3 separate regions of the Homo sapiens genome follow, and regions 1 and 3 are each linked to region 2. Evidence: read pairs that join two places in POLR2A ChIA-PET (ENCODE). Cell type or tissue: MCF 10A. All regions are shown on one strand. Each heading gives the region's core, and the rest is flanking DNA. Links, peaks and the distances in the headings are about the cores only. Region 1 overlaps MVB12B (multivesicular body subunit 12B). Region 2 overlaps GAPVD1 (GTPase activating protein and VPS9 domains 1). Region 3 overlaps MAPKAP1 (MAPK associated protein 1).

Region 1 (5,000 bases), core at 1-5,000, 1.1 Mb after region 2:
CATTCTCCTCTCCATAGCCAGGGAGACGCTGTTAAAACCTAAATCTCCCCATCTCTCTCTCCAGCTCAAAGACCCTTTGGTGGCTCCCCAGGGACCTCATGATGTCCTTCAGTCTGCTGAGAATGGCCATCAGGACTCCTGGCAGGCTGGTTCTTGGTTGTCTCTGGACCCTACTTCTATGCAACAGTTAAAAAGGCTGAGACACAGAGCTCTAAGAATTGATGTGGAAACACAGTCAATTGAAAAAAAGTAAATTGCAAAACAGTTACTTATGCTGTGATGCTATTTTTATTAAAAACACGAATACATACAAAACAAAATTCTGGCCAGCTGTAGTGGCTCATGCCTGTAATCCCAGCTACTTGGGAGGCTGAGGCAGGAAGACCCCTTGAGCCCAGGATTTCGGGGCTACACACAGCTATGATGGCACCACTGCACTTCAGCCTGGGTGATAGAGCAAAAGTCCATGTCTAAAAAATAAAAAAATAATATTCTGTCCTTTTTCTATACATGCCAACACGCAGGTGAATGCATGGGAGACAGGCCGGCAGGACCCCAGGCACTGTGTACAGACCACTACCAAGGCTTGCTCTGAGAAGGGTCCAGGGATCAGCGGCTCCGGATTCAAGGGGTGCTTTGACTTAGCTATCCTATTGGAATGGTTTCCTTAGAAAATATATTCATGTGCTGAAGTGTTAAAGAGTACAACTTAAAAATATAGATGGGTTGGTTTTGAGAAGGTAAAAAGAGCCCTGGCAGAGAAAGTGCGTCTTCCAAGCCTGAGGTTCCCTGCTCCACAACCGAGGGGTGTATGTGATGCTCAGCCTGGGGGACAGGCGTGCTCCGTAGTCACAGGCCATGCCTGTCAGGCCCTTGCTGTCAGTTACCCCCCGTGGCTGCAGATCACACTGCCTGTTTTAGAGCATGCCTTCTTCCAGAGGATGTGGTCGCTACTAGTGGTAACGTATCTGCATTGGACCTTGGGTCTGCTTTTTGTTCTGCATCTACAAAGCTCCTTTGGTCTCGAGCTCACTGAGGAGTTTCTGCGTTTGTCGCTGTGGGCAGCAGGTGTGTGCACTGACCCAGTGGCCCCTCAGCCACCAGGGTACCTTTGAACTCATGTGGAAAAGTATCACTGAGTTGCGTTTTATCTTTACCTTGAGCAAAATGCAGTTGATCCCTGCCCCAAGCCATTAAATATTTATAACGTTAAAAAAATGTTTCTTTAATGTCTCTGAGCCTCTCTTTTCTAAACTGTGGAAGAAAGACAATAACAATACCTGGACTGCTATGATGTTTAAATGAGATAAAAACATAAGGCCCTAGGTACAAACTAGCTGCTCAGTAACTGTTAGCCACTGGTATTAGTATTAGTGAGTATTAGTGTTATTACTGCCGTACAGAGGAAAATACCCTTTCGCGGTAGACCCCTTTCTGCCTGCTTTCCCATAAAAACAGGAGTGCAGCCATATTAAATTACATAACCCAGGGGCTGTGAGTCCCAACCCAAAGACGTTTGGAGGGACAAAAGCAATGTTTGCTGAGGAGTAACTCATTGGGTCCCCCAGACCATGGCTCTCCGTGGTGTCTGCTATCTCTGGTGTTGCAAGTCAAGCTCGACTTGGAAGCAAGATCCAAGCTTCTGAGGCTCAGTGAGAATGTTCTTGTTGTGTGTCGAGTTTCTTGTGGGTGTGGACTGTGGGGCAGCTGCCTTCCCTCTGTGCTCCCATAGCTTTCAGAGAACTGCCCTGGACCTGCATGAGGTTGTGCAGCCCAGCACTGCACCCTGGACCCTGGAGGGAGGGACTGCCCTGAAGGAGGAGGTGGGGGGGCTGGTGGCCCTAGATTCCTCCCAGGGCACTAGGGATGCAGAGGGATGAAGCGAGCCCCTCAATTACAGTCTTCTGTGTAGAGATGGGGAGCCTAGGAGGAGTCAGTGCTCTGTGTGTGTGTGTGTGTGTGTGTGTGTGTGTAATCCAGATTGCTCATGCCAAATAGAACCTCTAAGAATGTTCGTTTGTGGTGTGAGGGCACCCTGGTCTGGGTGCCCAATGAGTGACTCCTTAGCAAACATTGCTTCCGTCCCACCAAACGTCTTTGGATTGGGTCTCACAGCCCATGGATTGTGTAATTTAATATGGCTGCACTTACGTTCTTATGTGAAAGCAGGTAGAAAAAGGTCAACCGTGAAAGGGTATTTCCCTCTGTACAGCAGTAATAACACTAACACTAATACGAATGGCTAACAGTTACTGAGCAGTTCGTTCGTACCTAGGGCTTTATGTTTTTATCTTGTTTGAATGTCATTGCAGTCCAGGTATTATTATTTTCTCTCTTCTACAGCTGAGGAAAGAGAGGCTCAGAGAGATTAAATACTTGTCCCAAATTACAGAACTAGTTAGAAGTGGGGCCTGGTCTAAACTCATTTCCTGCAGAAACAGCTGCTTTCGACATAAAACCGCAGCCTTGCCCCATTTTCTCAGTGGCTGCTGTGGTCAGGCTGTTCTTTCCTGTTGCTGTCTGATCCCTCAGCGGTGCTGCGGAGTGGGCACAATTATCCTCATATGACAGATGAAAATCTGACTCTGAGGTTAAGTGACTTGCCCAAAGCCATACGGCCAACAAGCACTGGGCCCAGCTCGGCGTTCACACGTGTCTGACTCCGGCGCCTGTGCTCCGTCCTCCCGTGCTGCCTCTCACGCGGGGGACTCGGGAGGCTCCGGCAGTGGCTGATAAATCACTCCTTTTGGCTTATGAATAACATGGCAAAACAAATTACTTTGGGGATCTAGAAGGAAGTTGTTGGCCCTGTGTAAACTCAATTGGAATGTCACTGAGCAGACAGCTCTGGAGGCATCTACAAATATCTTCCAAGGAATATCCCCAAAGTGAAATCACCAAGAAAGCAAAACAGGCTCCGTGTTTTGGTTTGCAAATGAGTTTTGAGAAATGGCCTTGAGATCTTGAGTTGTTGGCGTTTTCCCCATTACAAATTGTAAAGGACTTTTGAAACGCCACAGGAAAGGGGCGAAGAAAGGCTTAGGGTTGCTGATTATTTACAGCTCCAAGCCCCGGGCAGGTACACAGAATTAAAGGCCTCCCACCACTCCAATTGCATTTAATTTTATTCCGAAAATGACTACCTGCCAATAAGCCTCATTGTTCACCAGCATCTCTGCAAGTACTTTGAGGTACTATTACCCGAGTTCACTTAACACCGCTTGACAACTTTAAGCAGATAACAATTGAGGTGCTGGTAATAGAGTCTGTTTTTTTTTTTAATTTTTACATTTTTACCACATGACTTTATGACTCTCTTTATCAAGCATGTTGAAATTAATCCATGTGTTGATTGGAGTATTTCCTCACCCCTGCTGTGTATTGAGACGTTGGGGAGGGATAAGGGTTGGCGGCTCTGAGCAGCTAGGTATTCCGGGGCAATGGGTGGTCCTAAGTCCGGAGCCTTGGGAGTTGGTCAGTGGTGGGTTTGTGTTGAGCCTGCAGAAGTCTGAGGTGTGTGTTTGGAGGGGAGAATCAAGGGATGGCTCTGGAGGACTGCCTTGGCAGGTAAAATTATAGTTCCCATATGAAGGGAGGATGCAGGAGCTATAATCCCATCTCGTTGCCAGGCAAAGTTCCTACAGATTCATGGCAGAGCTGTCTGTGCAAGCAGGAATCCAATTTTATGTCCAAACAAATGCAGCATGCAGATTGGACTGACTGCTTCCCCGAGAATAGCAAAGACAGGCATTCAGGTCAGCTGGCAAAAAAAAAAAAAACCCACCACCCCCTTTTTCCTCCTTTAAAATAGGGGGTGGGATTAATACAGTAGCAGATTAGAGCTTTATTTGTTTAAACCTTGTAGAATCTGTAAGCATTCACAATCCCCTTGACTTGTAGTGCCTGATTGTAAAAAGAACAGTTGAATGAGCTCATTGTTTTCTGGTTTTTTTCTTTAATGTATTTTACAAACACTCTGGTGACAGGCCTGACATGCTGATTTCTATGTACTGGCACTTCAGTTTGGGATTACAGCATTAATAACAGAGTTCCATGCATCATGCCATTTTTAAGCATGATCGTTATGATAAAGGGCATATACTTAATTACAGGCCTGCTTAATTACAGCTCTGTTGAAGCTCGTTTGTTTAGGAGAATGCTAATTGCGCCACAGAGCCAGCGGCACATCCTTGCTTTCATCTGCTGGAGGTAGCTCGATGCTGTGGATCAGCATTTTGTTAAAACTGCCACCAAAAATAAAAAAAAAATTTAAAAACAAGAAGAAGAAGAAAGCACTGGCCTAGTACTGAAAGGAAACCTGCCCCAGCACATGGCTTTTGGTAAGAGCAGAAGCCAGGGTTAGGTGACCAGCCCTCCCTACGTGGTGGGTGCTTTATCTCTGTCGTCTTATTTCATTTTTCTTCACCCTCACCACAGCCCGCAGAGGCAGCTGTAGTATTATGCCCACCTTACAGACAGGGCAAGTAAGGCTCAGAGAGGTGGGGTGGCCTGTGCAACAGCTGCACATCTGCACCTGCTGAGCTGCAGCAAAAACTCAGGTCTGCCAAGCTCCCAGCCCCTCCTTCCCTGCCATAGCCCCCCATAGCCCCAGAGCAGGTTACACTCTGGGTTTGAATCCTGGCTCCAGCCAAGCCTCATAACTCCTCTAAGCCTTGCAAGTGGTGTATTAGTTCATTCTTGCGTTACTATAAAGAAATACCTGAGACTGGGTAATTTATAAGAAAAGGTTTAATTGACTCATGGTTCTGCAGGCTGTACAGGAAGCATGGCAGCATCTGCTTCTGGGGAGCCCTCAGGAAGCTTCCAATCATAGTGGAGGCAAATCCAGAACAGGCTCATCACATGGCCAGAGCAGGAACAAGAATGCCAGAGCAGGAACAAGAAAGCCAAAGAGCGGAAGGTGCCACACGCCTTTAAACAACCAGATCTCGCGAGGACTCACTCGCTATCACAAGGACAGCACCACGGGGAAGCTGCTA
Region 2 (7,318 bases), core at 1,334-6,333:
TGCACTCCAGCCTGGGCGACAGAGCGAGACTCCATCTCAAAAAAAAAAAAAAAAAAAAGATGATGCCCTCAACTAGGTTTGACACAGTGATTTTAGCATGCATAAGAATTACCTGGTTAGCTTTTTAAAAATTCCATTTCCCAAGTCTTACTTCTAAAAAAGAAGTCAGTTTTTAGAAAGAAAAAGAGTATTGTCATTGGAGTGTGTGTGGCTTGAAAAAAGTAATGCTGTATTTTACTGGATTTGTTTATCAGTGTATTAATTAGGATTAAGTTTGTTGCAAGCAGCAGAGAAAACTCAAGTAATAAAGTAGTACCTCCTTATCCATGGTTTCACCTTCCATGGCTTCAGTTACCCATGGGCAAACTTGGTGCAAAAATATTAAATGGAAAATTTCAGAAATAATTCATAAGCTTTAAATTCTGTGCCATTCTGAATAATGTGATGAAATCTCACACAGTCTCACTCTATCACATCCAGGACATGAATCATTCCTTAGTTCAGTGTATCCACATATACACTACCTGCCTATTAGTCACTGCTTATCAGATGAAAACAGCATGGAATATATAGGATTTGGTACGATCCGAAGCTTCAGTTATCCACTGGAGGCCATTGCATAAGTGGAGGAGGAACTTTCATATGAGCTTATGAAAGAAGTTGAACAAATGTCACCTCTTTAGCAAACTTCCTGGGAGATTCTGAGATAGGTGGTTGGCATATGCAAAATGCTAGATTAAGAAGTGAATTGATAGGCCAGGCACAGTGGCTCACGCCTGTAATCCCAGCACTTTGGGAGGCCGAGGCGGGCGGATCACCTGAGATTGGGAGTTCGAGACCAGCCTGACCAACATGGAGATAAAATTCTTTAAAGTTGATTAAAAAGTCATAGCTGTGCTACTATTTTAAAAGTGCTTAATTTTGTTTTTGATAGCTACAACACAGGATAACCTTGATGATAAGCTAAGGAAGTTTGAAATTCGTGACATGATGGGATTAACAGATGATAGGGACATATCAGAAACAGTGAGTGAGACCTGGAGTACAGACGTCTTGGGAAGTGACTTTGACCCTAATATTGATGAAGATCGCTTGCAAGAAATTGCAGGTAACTGCCATTTAATGTCTCTGAAATATCACGGTTTAGTTATTCAAATCCACCAACCTTTCATGGGAGGGAGCACCAGTGCCCTGACAAACATTGTGTGTGTTAGCACCATCTGGGAAACTGTTATAACTGTATGGAACAAGGCATTTGGGTACTTTTTTCTTTACTTAAATATAACTAGTGTTTTTCCTTTCTACATTTAATCCCACCCCTTACCCATCCTCCTCCCAGCTGCCCAAAAAAAAAAAAGAAAGAAAGAAAAACCAGTGTTTTGAATTAGCTTCTGGTCAAGTGTTGTTTGCAGGGCATAGTATAAGTTCTTAGTCTGTCTCTAATTAGTATATTCTCTGTTTGAAGCCAAACACCTAACCTTAAGATGAAAATTCTTATAGATTATAGCCATAAAATCTTTCACAACAATATGATACTGCTGTTCTCTAAAAAAATGAATTCACTTCTGGAAGAGTTAATTCAGTTCCTAAGGGTAACCAGGTTTTTCTTTTTCTTCTTCTTACATTTTTATTTATTTTCAAATAGAGACAGGATTTCGCTTTGTTGCTCAGGCTGGTCTTGAACTAATGAGCTCAAGTGATCCTCCTGCCTTCTTTTTTTTTAATGTGAAGTTTATTCAGGTGCTATGTATATACACTAAAATTCGCTCCTTTTTGGATACTGTTTTATGAGTTCTGAAAGATATATAGTCTTGTAACCCTCATCTTCATTTTGTTTTTAAATCATGGAAAATTTATTGATATGTTTATTTTTCTTCAACTTTTATTTTAGGTTCAGGGGGTACATGTGCAGATTTGTTACATGGGAAATTGTTAGAGCAAATTGTATGTTGCTGGGGTTTGGTGTACAGATGATTTTGCCACCCAGGTAGTGAGCATAGTAACCAATAGGTTTTTTTTTGTTTTTGTTTTTTTAATTTAAGATAGAGTCTTACTCTGTCGCCCAGGCTGGAGTTGCAGTGGTGCGATCTCAGCTCACTGCAACCTCTGCCTCCCTGGTTTAAGTGATTCTCCTGCCTCAGCCTCCCGAGTAGCTGGGACTGCAGGTGCCCACCACCACACCCAGATAATTTTTGTATTTTTAGTAGAGACGGGGTTTCACCATATTGGCCAGGCTGGTCTCGAACTCCTGACCTCAAGTGATCCATCCGCCTCGGCCTCCCAAAGTGCTGGGATTACAGTCATGAGCCATTGCTCCCGGCCTAAATCATGGAACATTTTAAACAAATACAAGAGATGGTGGTATCATGAACCCAGTGTACCCATCACTCAGTTTCAGGAGTTAGACCCACATGGCCAGCTTTCTTTCATCTGTTCTCCTATCCACTACCCTCTTCTCTCCCCTCATTATGTTTAGGCAAGTTCCAGACATTATTTTATTTCTAATTATTTTATGATATAGCTTTAAAAGGTAACTTTTATTAGTAACTTTTTTTCTAATTTTTTTTCATGCCCTGAAGTAGAATTATTCTTTTATTAGGTTTAATCCAAAGTAGTGAAGCCTTTTGAACTTCAGTGTTTTTAACACAGACGTATAATAATGTTTAATACTTTCGATTTGTATTTTTAAGTAGTGCAAATAGATTTCTTTTTTTTTTTTTTTTTAAATTTATTTTTTTATTGATAATTCTTGGGTGTTTCTCACAGAGGGGGATTTGGCAGGGTCATGGGACAATAGTGGAGGGAAGGTCAGCAGATAAACAAGTGAACAAAGGTCTCTGGTTTTCCTAGGCAGAGGACCCTGCGGCCTTCCGCAGTGTTTGTGTCCCTGATTACTTGAGATTAGGGAGTGGTGATGACTCTTAAGGAGCATGCTGCCTTCAAGCATCTGTTTAACAAAGCACATCTTGCACTGCCCTTAATCCATTTAACCCTGAGTGGACACAGCACATGTTTCAGAGAGCACAGGGTTGGGGGTAAGGTCACAGATCAACAGGATCCCAAGGCAGAAGAATTTTTCTTAGTGCAGAACAAAATGAAAAGTCTCCCATGTCTACTTCTTTCTACACAGACAGGGCAACCATCCGATTTCTCAATCTTTTCCCCACCTTTCCCGCCTTTCTATTCCACAAAGCCGCCATTGTCATCCTGGCCCGTTCTCAATGAGCTGTTGGGCACACCTCCCAGACGGGGTGGTGGCCGGGCAGAGGGGCTCCTCACTTCCCAGTAGGGGCGGCCGGGCAGAGGCGCCCCTCACCTCCCGGACGAGGCGGCTGGCCGGGCAGGGGGCTGACCCCCCCCCCACCTCCCTCCCGGACGGGGCGGCTGGCCGGGCAGGGGGGCTCACCTCGGGAGGCCGAGGCTGGCGGATCACTCGCGGTTAGGGGCTGGAGACCGCCCGGCCAACACAGTGAAACCCCGTCTCCACCAAAACCAGTCAGGCGTGGCGGCGCGTGCCTGCAGTCGCAGGCACTCGGCAGGCTGAGGCAGGAGAATCAGGCAGGGAGGTTGCAGTGAGCCAAGATGGCAGCAGTACAGTCCAGCTTCGGCTCCGCATGAGAGGGAGACCGTGGGGAGAGGGAGAGGGAGAGGGAGAGGTGTAAATAGATTTCTTAATTGGTTTTACATTACTTTGTTCCAGATGCCAAAGTGGTATTGTTCTTGGCAGTTAGCTGTATTTGCGCAATAAGCTGTATTTGCAGTTGAGTGAGTGCTATGAAGATGTGTATTTTCCTGTGAATGTATCTTATTGCCCTGAATAGTGACTAATATGCTGGAAGAAAAAATATTTGGCCAGCATAACATTCTGTGGTTAAACTCTCAGTGTTTTTAATCTTTGTAGGGCTATAAATTTTAGAACGATATTAAGGACCCCTGTAAAATTTGCTGAGAAATCAAAGCTAAAGCTGTTGAAATTACTTGACTTAATGATGTGTGTTTTCTCTATGGAGAGTCAAAGGTGAACTGGAGGAAACTGGTGAAAAGGGTATTGTGCCATTGTGACCAAAGTAGGAACTTGTGTTTTTAGTGGTGTGCTTGATTGAAGTTATTCTTACTTTGGCCTCTTTCTTGTAGGTAGAGAGGAATTTGGTGGTTTTTTTTTTTTTTTTGAGACAAAGTCCCAAAATGACACGGCCATTTTTATTTTTGAGACAGGGTCTCACTCACATTGACCAGGTTGGAGGGCAATGGCATGACCTCGGCTCACTGCAGTCTCTGCACCCCCTGCAACCTCTGCCTCCCGGGTTCTTGTGCCTCAGCTTCCCAAGTAGCTGAGACTACCGGTGCACGCCACCATACCTGGCTAATTTTTGTATTTTCAGTAGAGACGGGGTTTCGCCATGTTGGCCAGGCTGGTGTTGAACTCCTGGCCTCAAGTGATCTGCCTGCCTCAGCCTCCCAAAGTGCTGGGATTACAGGTGTGAGCCACCGCGCCCAGCCAGGAGATTTTGTTAGCTAGTGTTTGGCTTTTCTCCACTATCACTGCACTTTCCTCCAGGATCTTTGTTAACCCTTTGCTTCCCACTGGTTATACAGGTGCTGCAGCAGAGAACATGTTAGGCAGTTTGCTGTGCCTCCCAGGTTCAGGGTCAGTGCTTCTTGACCCCTGCACTGGTTCTACCATATCAGAGACAACAAGTGAAGCTTGGAGTGTAGAGGTATTGCCAAGTGACTCAGGTTAGTATGCTGTCATTGTTTGCTTTTTCATTTATACAGAAGTTTTAATTAAATGCAAGGTATCCCAACTCTGTATTATGTATATTTTGTCAAATACACTTTTTTTTTTTTTTTAATGGAGATGGAGTCTTGCTCTTTTACCCAGGCTGGAGTGCTGTGGCGCGATCCCAACTTACTGCAACCTCTGCCTCCTGGGTTCAAGCAGTCTTCTCGCCTCAGCCTCCTGAGTAGCTGGGATTACAGACATGCCCCACCATGCCGGGTAATTTTTGTATTTTTAGAGAAACAGGGTTTCACCATGTTGGCCAGGCTGGTCTTGAACTACTGACCTCAGGTGATCTGCCCACCTTGGCCTCCCGAAGTGCTGGAATTACAGGCATGAGCCATCATGCCCAGCCAGTTATACATTTGACAAAGATGAGGTGATCACATTGCTAAGAATGTCAAATGGAAAATTAGTTTAGGGCATTTTCTGTCCATTAAGGGAAAATGCTCTGTTAGATAGCATAGACTGTGATGGCAGGTGCTTTCAGACTCTGTGTTGAGTTATTTTGAAAGCAATTTTCTGTGATTATCAGAGTCCGTGTGAATCATTGAATTTAGTATCTTCCACAAACTCATGACAGGATAAGAGTAGCAACACAGTTCAAACTGAGTGCTTGCTTGGTAAACACATTTAGATTTATCACAGGGGAGAACTTGACTCTCTAAAACATGCTTAATGTGTTTTTGAAATACGTTGAAATTGAGATTCTGTAATCCTGAGGATTTTTTTTTTGTGCAGGTTATTATAAATGTATATAAAGTGTTTTGTACTTTGTCTTTTCATATGCATTGCATTTTTTTCTGATTATGAAGACGCATCTTTGCTTTCAACTAAATGTCAACTACCAGAATGTAAATATAAGTAACTGTGTATCTGCATTACATTCTGTTGATTTACTTGGTTCAAGAATTATTAAGTGATCCTGATATGTGTTTTATAATTTTTTTTTTTTTTGAGATGGAGTCTCACTCTGTCACCCAGGCTGGAGTGCAGTGGTGCAATCACGGCTCAGTGCAATCTCTGCCTCCTGGGTTCAAGTGATTCTTTTGCCTCAGCCTCCCAAGTAGCTGGGATTACAGGCACCTGCCACCACGCCTAGCTAGTTTTTGTATTTTTAGTAGAGATGGGATTTCACCGTGTTGGGCATGCTGGTCTCGAACTCCTGACCTCAGGTGATCTGCCGGCCTCGACCTCCCAAAGTGCTGGGATTACAGGTGTGAGCTACCACGGCTGGCCTGTTTTATAATGTTAAAGCATTCAGATATGCTAGCCTTGTTTGAAGACCAGTTGGGGACAATAGGATTAGCTTACCAGCTGTTGAGTATTCATAGGAGTTACTTTTTAGGAAGTGGTTGATTTAATACCAGGCTATTCCATACTCTCTTGTCCAGTTCACATGTTAATCAATAGCATACTCTGTGACATTAGTGATCTAGAACCACGTTTTCATCTGTGCACAGTGAACTGGCTTATATTGGGATGAAAATCACAACTTTGACTTAACACTTAATCTAACTAGCATTAACTAGTCCAGACTTACACATGTATTTGCACTGATTTTATTCATGCCCTGGTAGCTTTGTTTATCTGGGTCACAAAAGCTGAAATTGTGGTGTGCTAAGAGAATCACAAATGTAACATACCTCTTATCTTCTATTTAGAGGCCCCAGACCTAAAGCAGGAGGAGCGTCTGCAAGAACTGGAGAGCTGTTCTGGACTGGGTAGCACATCTGATGATACGGATGTCAGGGAGGTCAGTTCCCGCCCCAGCACACCAGGCCTCAGTGTTGTGTCCGGTATGTCTGTCTTGTTTTAAGGAGTAGGGATTTGAAGGTGTTCACCCCCTACCCCCTCCTATTTATAAAGTTGATACAAAAAGATATGTTATATTTAAGAGCTGAGTAATTTCCAGAAAACAAACTTATTTCCATTGCACCTGAAATCTTTGAGAACTTAATGTGTGGCCTTATGGAGCCTGTTGAAGTAATTGGCAAACAGTCTCTCTACAACTGTTTCTGTTCTTAGTAGCCTGTCCTACTTTAGAATTGTACGATTCTGATTATGTTGTGTAAAGCAAGGTAAGTATATTTAAGCAGTAGTACCATAAAGGATATAATACTAAACTCACATGTATAGAACTGGGACACAAAATTCGAGAATGTTTCAGTTTCTCCAAATTTCATATACTTTTTGTGTGGATATTTTGTTCTTCTTCCTGTTTATTTTTTACTATTGTTTTTTAAAGGCATAAGTGCAACCTCTGAGGATATTCCCAATAAGATTGAAGACCTGAGATCTGAGTGCAGCTCTGATTTTGGGGGTAAAGATTCTGTCACTAGTCCAGACATGGATGAAATAACTCACGGTAAGAGGGGGAAATGAGGATGACTTAAAAAATGACCACATCCGTGGTTGAAACTGGCACTGTGACACATTGCTGGTGACAGCATCTGTTGGTATAGCACTTTGGGACATACTTTGTCAGTATCTATTTAAGGTCTTAAATGTTCACATTCTAAATTTAGTCAGGTTAGT
Region 3 (7,318 bases), core at 1,073-6,072, 190 kb after region 2:
GACAGTAGATCATTATAAGTATTACATTTATTTTAAAAATTCAATTTTAAAAAATGAGGTGGAAAAATCTCAGAGATTATTCCAGCTAGACCAGACTAGGGAAGACTGTGGCCCCTGGAACCTCCTTGAGTCTCCTCTCACACCATCTGGCTCCTCACACATCATGTAGGCTCAGTGGCTCTGGAGAGAGACCTAAACAGTTGAGGAGCCAGGAACTAAATTGGGATAGAGCCTGTTCAAGAGTTCCTGAGGTCCATAGTCAAGCTACAAGTAGACCACAGAAGCTTCCAGTGCTGCTTAAAGGGGTTGAGCAGGCAAAGGTGAAGAGGACTGACTGGAGCATCTGGGGCCAGACTACAAAGACTGTTTACAGCTGGGTGCGGTTGCTCGTGCCTGTAATCCCAGCACTTTGGGAGGTCAAGGTGGGGAGGATCGCTTGACGCCAGTTCAAGAACAGCCTGAGCAACACAGTAAGATCCCGTCTCTACAGAAAATAAAAATTAGCCTGGTATGGTAGCACACACTTGTCTTAGCTGCTTGGAAGGCTGAGGTGGGAGGATTGCTTGAGCCTAGGAGATCAAGGCTGTAGTGAGCTATGATCATGCCACTGCACTCCATCCTGGATGACAAAGCAAGACCTTGTCTAATATATATACATATATATGTCTTTTATATATATATATATATATAATTTAAAAAATTAATAACAAAAACTGTTTACAAAGGCAGGCCACAACTGCAGACCAAGGGTCAGATCCCATTCGCTCCTGTTATCACCATGGCCTGATAACTATGCCCGCCCCAGCCTCCTCATGGATTCTACCCAGAGCCACAGAAAACAAAGGTGTCCCATAATGTCTCTGGTCTTCCTCTAAGGCAGTTCTGAAGCCTCCATGCAGGCTTTGAGATAAGTGGTGGTCAGGAGTCCATCCCTACAGCCTGTGGGTAGAGAAAAGGTCTGGATTTGATCCCTGCCTAAGCTTAATAAAGTGTGTATCTAGGGAATGTTCTGCAAACTCTGCAGACCCCAGCACATTTGAGACAGTATGATGTAACGCTTATAAGCCAGACTCCTTGGGTGTGAAGTCCTAGCTCCACCACTCACATGTTATGTAATCCTGGGTAAGTTACTTAGCCTTTCTGTGCATTACTTTCCCATCTGTAAAATTTCCCATCTGTAAAAATGGGCATCTATATCTTAGAGTTGTTGCAAGGATTCATTGAGTTAATACAAGTAAAACGTGTAAGTAGAAAGGATGCCTGGCCCACAGTTTTCATAAAGTCTGTAGCTTTAGCTGCATTGTCCCTATGCCTGGGTTGCTGCTTCTGCTTTCTAAGCAGCACTCGGAAAGAGAAGGGTCTCTAGTTCTCTAGGAGAGGCTGAAACCTCCAGGTCAGCCTTACTGGCCTCATCTTCCTCCCCTCTAATGATATAGTAATCCAGAAATATCCTCCAAACCATGCCATTTCAACCATCTGTGTCTTTGCTCATACTAGTCCCTCAGTTTGGAACAATCTTCCCTCTACTTCACTTCTTTACTCTGTTTTTTCCCACTCAAGGAATCAAAACTCTGCTTAGATGCCTCTGTCTCTGGACTTCTTCGTGCAACCCACACTACAAAGACCTCTTGTACTACATATATGCAAGTTGAGAATGGAGAGCACATTTCAGCGTCCCTACATTCCTAGGACAGCCTCAGCATACAGGTATGTTTAGTGATTATCTGGTGATGAAACAAGCCCATCCTGCTTAGTTACCATCCTACCTCTTCCTCCAAAGTAGACTTGGAGCTCCACCTCCATCTGACTCCAAATGCCTCCACTGTTTGGAGATTCCCATTAGTGTCCCAACTCTGACTGGGTTTCCTAGGGATGGATGGAACTAGCATGGATCTAGCTGACTCACCTGGACATTGGCTGGAGAATGGAAGACCATCATTGACAGGGTCCAATCCCTCATCCCCATCAGTCTGGTTCTCTTACCCAGGTCCATCTTCAGTAGCCACCTATCCCAACACATATCCTACCAAAGTTATCTGAGCCACAACACACAGGCCTAAGTGGAGCCCACTCAACATCAGAACAAGAAGAGGTAACACATGTACAACCAAAAACTTCAAAACTTGCAGAAGGTTGGGAGCCACTGGACAGGAGCCTCATATATGCGGTTGTAGGCAGAGAGTGTGCTTGAAGGCGCAGACCCTTCACTACCATGAGGAGTGCTAATACTCTACATCCTGTCACTATGCAGCCAGCAGGAATGTACTTCTCTTTAGAGAAAGGAGGTCCCCTACTATTTGTAAAAAAGGAAATTTTTTTTTCTCCTTGAAATCCAGATATCACTTGTTAGAGAGGTTGGAAACCTTTACCTTTGTCCCTAAGAATCCAATTTTTCAATCCAATCTGTTTCTCTTAACTTGAGTCACTGTGACAATACCAAATTTTACATACAGTTATCTGTTGCTCTGTAAAGAAATACAGATGGTTTTGTGGAAATAAACAGTCATTTATTTTAAACAATTGTAAAATAGTTTATGGAAACCAGTGGGGTAATGCATTCAAATAAATGCCAAAACTGGTTGATGGGGATCCAGGGTGCTAAATCACACTGCAGAGGAATTTAGCTGTGGGGAACAGACAGTAAATCCAGAGTGACAGAATTTCCCGTGATGGCAAAGGTTTCTGACATCCAGTCCAGTACTCAAAACCCACAGCAGTTCAAACCCATTTTCCTTAACACAGCCTTGACAGCCAGTGAAATTAGTGAATTTAGTCACAAGCACCTAAGGACAAAAAACAGAAGAAACAAAAATGAGACTTCATTTATCTTCAACCTTCTCTGAGCTACATGAAAGTGGTGACTCCAACCTGAGTCAGTGGAGAGCAAGCTTAGAGCCAATTGTTTTCAGTCAGCAGACTCTGTTATGATATATTGGAATCTGAAGACTTTCATTCAAATCTGCTTATGTCAGAGGCTTCGGTAAACCACTTCCTCTCTGAACTTCAGTCTCTTCCTCTGTTAAATGCGGATAATACAGTAGTTGTATGTACTTGACAGGATTTTGAGCAGATTCAGTGAGGCACCAGGATTATTCTTTGGCTAGCTTGATGCCAGTGGCCCTGGTGGAAGGGGCTCTAGCCCAGGGTGGGACAAAAGGCTACAGGGCCTCTTTAGGGACTTCTACCAACTCTTCAGGGAAGCACCACTGCCAGTGAATGGTTGGACCAGCCTTTGCAGGAAGAAAGAGACTCTAAGCTCTTTTTTGCTTCTAATTTTACAGGACAATCAACTATAAACTTATCATCCTTCCATTCTCAAACCAGCTTTTTTTCCTTGTAACTGTGCTTCCAATGACGACACTACGATTCACCCAATGAATTAAATCAGTTGGTTCATCAAACTGTACTAAACTCCTACCATGTGCCATGTCATGAGCTAGTCACTGTAGATATGAAGATGAACAAGACTCTGCATCTGGCCTCTAAGGACTTGGCATAGTGAACACGGCACTCTCAAGTTTGGAATACTTCTTAGCCTTCCCCCTTGTTGATGACATTAAATCGGCTCCCAAGTTCTGCAGACTCTACCCACTTAATACATCTCCCTTGCATTCCTTCTCACTCAGGCCGCAGTAATGGTTTCCCAACCTTCTTCTGGCCTCCAGCCAACCACTCTTCACCCTATTGTTAGAGTGCTCTCCAGAGCCAAATTCTGGTAGATTCAAGGTATCACTTTCATACAATCCCTTCACAACTTCCTTGCAGGCTACTAGTTTAGATGCAAATTCCTTACCCCACTCTCAAGGCTTTCTATCCATCCTAATTTCTTGTCCATCTATGTCCTTTATGACCCAAACTAGACTCACTGTTCAGTGCATATATGTCCTGGTTTCCTACCTCCATGTCACTGCTGTGCCCTTCCCTTCACCCAGACTGACTCCGTCAGCTTGTCAAAATCACATCCCTCCTTTTTGATTATCCCCTAAGTCTTATCTTCTCTCCTTCTGACCCCATGATATCAGGCCCAACCAGAGTCCCAGACTGGCCTCCTTCCTTTCCCCACAATAGGGAAAGTTGCACCAGTTAACGTCTTCAAGGCAATAGGATTTCTACAATCCCCAGCCAACCAAAAACAGGGCTTCCTTTTTAAAAACTCTAGCCTTGGCCTTTACATCTCATTCAGTTAACTGTCCTTGCTCCTGGCCCAATCCTGCCCAGAACCCTGCCCTCAGGCCTGGTGCCATGCTAGGTTCCCAGTGTGTCTCTCTGAAAATCCTGCCCTGCCCTCTGATACTGCCTGCCCGCCTGGATTTCCTTGTGCATAAATCATACATTTAATTTATCTGAATTCAACCATACTTGCTAGGTAGAAAAGAGGAAAAAAAGAGGGAGACCTGACCAAGAGCACAATTTAAGCAGTTGGGAGAATTCCACTTGCCATGACTCTCAGTGATCCAATGAGCCCCAAGAGTGGGAATATGAGGCAGGAGTCCAGAAATCATCTTTGCAACTATGGAACCTTGTAAATGTGTGATAAGTGACTAACTGCATTAAATGGGTGGATGATAGTATCTCAGTCTTTCTAGACCAAGTTTGATTTTAGCATTTAAAAATATGTACTTTTAGCTGTTACGATGCTAGAGAAAAAAGCTGTGTGAATTTAATGAGAAAAATTACATTGCCTCTGATGGGCATTTTTAAAGAGATTTTTCTTTCCCACAGGTAATTTTGACAATGGGATTTTTACTCACCTGTTGCCTTTGTGATCTAACCCTGGATAAGCTGTGGCTCTTGGTACGGCCACCCCCAGGTGCTGAGCATCATCTGCTTCCCTGGTCCTTGCTGCCAGGACCTGCAGTTCCCCCGCTGTCCTTATGGCCCCCCACTGCTGACTGCCCATCTGCCCTGTTCCCTGCTGTGGGGGCCAGATCCTTCAGAGATTGGCTCCACCTGTCAACAGGGCTTCTCTCTGCCTGCCCCATCTTCCTTCTAATAACCATTGTGCCAACTGAGGTTTGTGTTTCAAGTCAGAACACAAGCCTTGGTGAGTACTTATTTATTTATTTATTTTTTATTTTTTTACGTAAGTAAAGAGGCCAGGCTTGAGGACTGCAACCTAGGAGCATAGATTTAGGTTGCCCTAAATACACTCCCAGCACTTTAATTACCACTACCCTGTCCAGCTTTATAACAGCCATTTAAGTTCTCACCTCAGTACCTTCTACTAGGTTGGTAGGACAGTGATGGTGGGGTCAAGCACTACCACCAATTCATAAGACCTTTGGAAATTACTTAAGTGCTCTAAGCACTGGTTCCTTATCTCTAAGTGGGGAATGATGATAATTTCTAACTCATGTGGTTATTATACAGATTAAATGAGATAACACATGTAAAGCACTTAGTTTGGCACATAAGTGCTCAATAAATAGCAACTATTTCTTAATACATTAATACAATTTTGCACATTTTGCCATGTTCAACTCTCAAGCTTCTTATCTTAAACAGGTAAGAAGCTGAATTATATATCCTGTTTTATTTTAAGCCAATTGTGACTTACAACCGAACATGTTGCTTCTCTTTGTGCTACAAACAAAACAAAAAGGTAAAAGCAATGGGAAAAATGGCAGAAGAGGAGACGTGGCTGTCAGCCATTTTCCTTTCTCAGAGTTTTCTTTCTTGTTAGATCTATTATCTGGGAGCTGGGCTGCCCTGCTGGCTTTCCATTTGCCTTGCTAATAACAGTAAATCCAGCAGCTTCCACTGCAGTTCCTGTCTCCTTCAGCTGACTCCCAGGCCAATCAGCATTTCCTCTCTGCTAATGTCAGATGTTCCCTGGGAAGTCCTGCTGAAAAGAAAATTTATGACTAAAGTTTCTCCAGCTTTTAACCCTTCTGCATATCCTGCTCCAGATGCAGGGTGCTCCAGAGGAAGGCTAGGTCATTCCTACACGTGCACTCCTATGTTCTTGCTGATGCTCTGCTGCTCTGACAAGGGGCCTCGGACCCCTGGAAAAGCCCAAATGAGCAGCTGCGCAGACAGATGCACACATTCTGGGCTGTACCTAATACATGGACTCAATTTGAGCTGGGTTCCTTAGCAGCTAGAGTCTCTTTTGAACTATAACTCAAAGCAGTCATATTCATACAAAAAGAGCATTAGATCACAAAATTGTGAGTCTGACTAGGTTTCATGACTGAAACTGAAAGGAGGGGACAGGACTAACATTTACTGAGTGATAAGATAATAACAGCAAAGACTTACTGGGTCCTTGGTGCTTTGCAAGGATCGCTGCTTAATTCTCACAATAATGCTATGAAGAAGACATTATTATTATTTTCATTCATAAATGAGGAAAACGAAGTTCAAACAGGTTAAGAAACTTATCAGAGAGCTAGAAAAAGTAACAGGAGGCCGGGCGCGGTGGCTCACGCCTGTAATCACAGCACTTTGGGAGGCTGAGGTGGGCAGATCACCTGAGGTCGGGGGTTCAAGACCAGCCTGACCAACATGAAGAAATTCCTTCTCTACTAAAAATACAAAATTAGCCGGGTGCGGTGGCGCATGCCTGTAATCCCAGCTACTTGGGAGGCTGAGGCAGGAGAATCACTTGAACCTGGGAGGCGGAGGTTGTGGTGAGCTGAGATTGCGCCATTGCACTCCAGCCTGGGCAACAAGAGCAAAACTCCATCTCAAACAAAACAAAAAAACAAAAACAAAAACAAACAAAAAAAAAAAAAGGAAAAGTAACAGGAGCAGGGGTGGAACCAGGTAGGTCTTCTAGAACCCAGGTCTTAACTAAGCTCCACAGTTAAGGCTATCAACCAGAAGACTATGATCTGGTTGGGACCTTATTTTATTGAAGAGGAGACTAAAGCAAGGAACTCAAAGACAGAGAATGACCAGTTTTAAGCCAATAGAGGAAGCATGATCTTCTGATCCGCAACAGCCACCTCCTGAAATAAATCCTCCAAGGCTCTCAGAAGAGGAGAATGCACTGACGTAGGCGTTCAGGAGACAATGGGGTGGTACTCCACAATCTCTTCAGTGGAACAGAGAACAATGGCTGGCTGCCGAGATTCAGGCTTGCTGGCAAAGGTGGCAGTGGTGCAGCAGCCACTGCCAGGCCCTTACAGACCTTATGTTCTTGGCACAGAAGGGTCTCATCACAGGGTTTACATTTTAAGTAAGTTCAAGCCTTTGGGGATGTCTGCATGCTGGCTCCATGGACTTTCCTATGACCTCTTCTGTACCTCTCCACAGAAGTTAGATGATGTACTTAACCAGATCAGCAAATCCAGTAAACTAATTTTTGTCCCAA

What was found. ChIA-PET counts read pairs that join two places held together with the same protein. Peaks named below come from ENCODE experiments on the same cell type or tissue, not always from the same donor. Only the 100,000 strongest peaks of a DNase experiment are listed, where the experiment ranks them.
Region 1: POLR2A ChIA-PET joins it to region 2 with 5 read pairs; 1 of 35 experiments calls an interaction of 5 or more read pairs at or near these places.
Region 3: POLR2A ChIA-PET joins it to region 2 with 6 read pairs; 1 of 35 experiments calls an interaction of 5 or more read pairs at or near these places.

The regions. Positions count from the first base shown.
Region 1 is chr9:126,468,705-126,473,704 of GRCh38, forward strand. All of the region lies in intron 7 of MVB12B (multivesicular body subunit 12B), which reads left to right. Among named protein-coding and RNA genes, the nearest start is that of NRON, 61 kb to the left of the region's middle. In MCF 10A, for the core only: no CTCF peak of the experiment used is centred there; a DNase peak (open chromatin) is centred at 2,497.
Region 2 is chr9:125,325,482-125,332,799 of GRCh38, forward strand. GAPVD1 (GTPase activating protein and VPS9 domains 1) reads left to right here. Exons shown (of 28, transcript NM_001282680.3): 12 at 935-1,108; 13 at 4,597-4,737; 14 at 6,445-6,579; 15 at 7,029-7,148. Among named protein-coding and RNA genes, the nearest start is that of GAPVD1, 67 kb to the left of the region's middle. In MCF 10A, for the core only: no CTCF peak of the experiment used is centred there; a DNase peak (open chromatin) is centred at 3,740.
Region 3 is chr9:125,518,983-125,526,300 of GRCh38, forward strand. All of the region lies in intron 7 of MAPKAP1 (MAPK associated protein 1), which reads right to left. Among named protein-coding and RNA genes, the nearest start is that of MAPKAP1, 180 kb to the right of the region's middle. In MCF 10A, for the core only: no CTCF peak of the experiment used is centred there; DNase peaks (open chromatin) are centred at 2,899 and 3,669.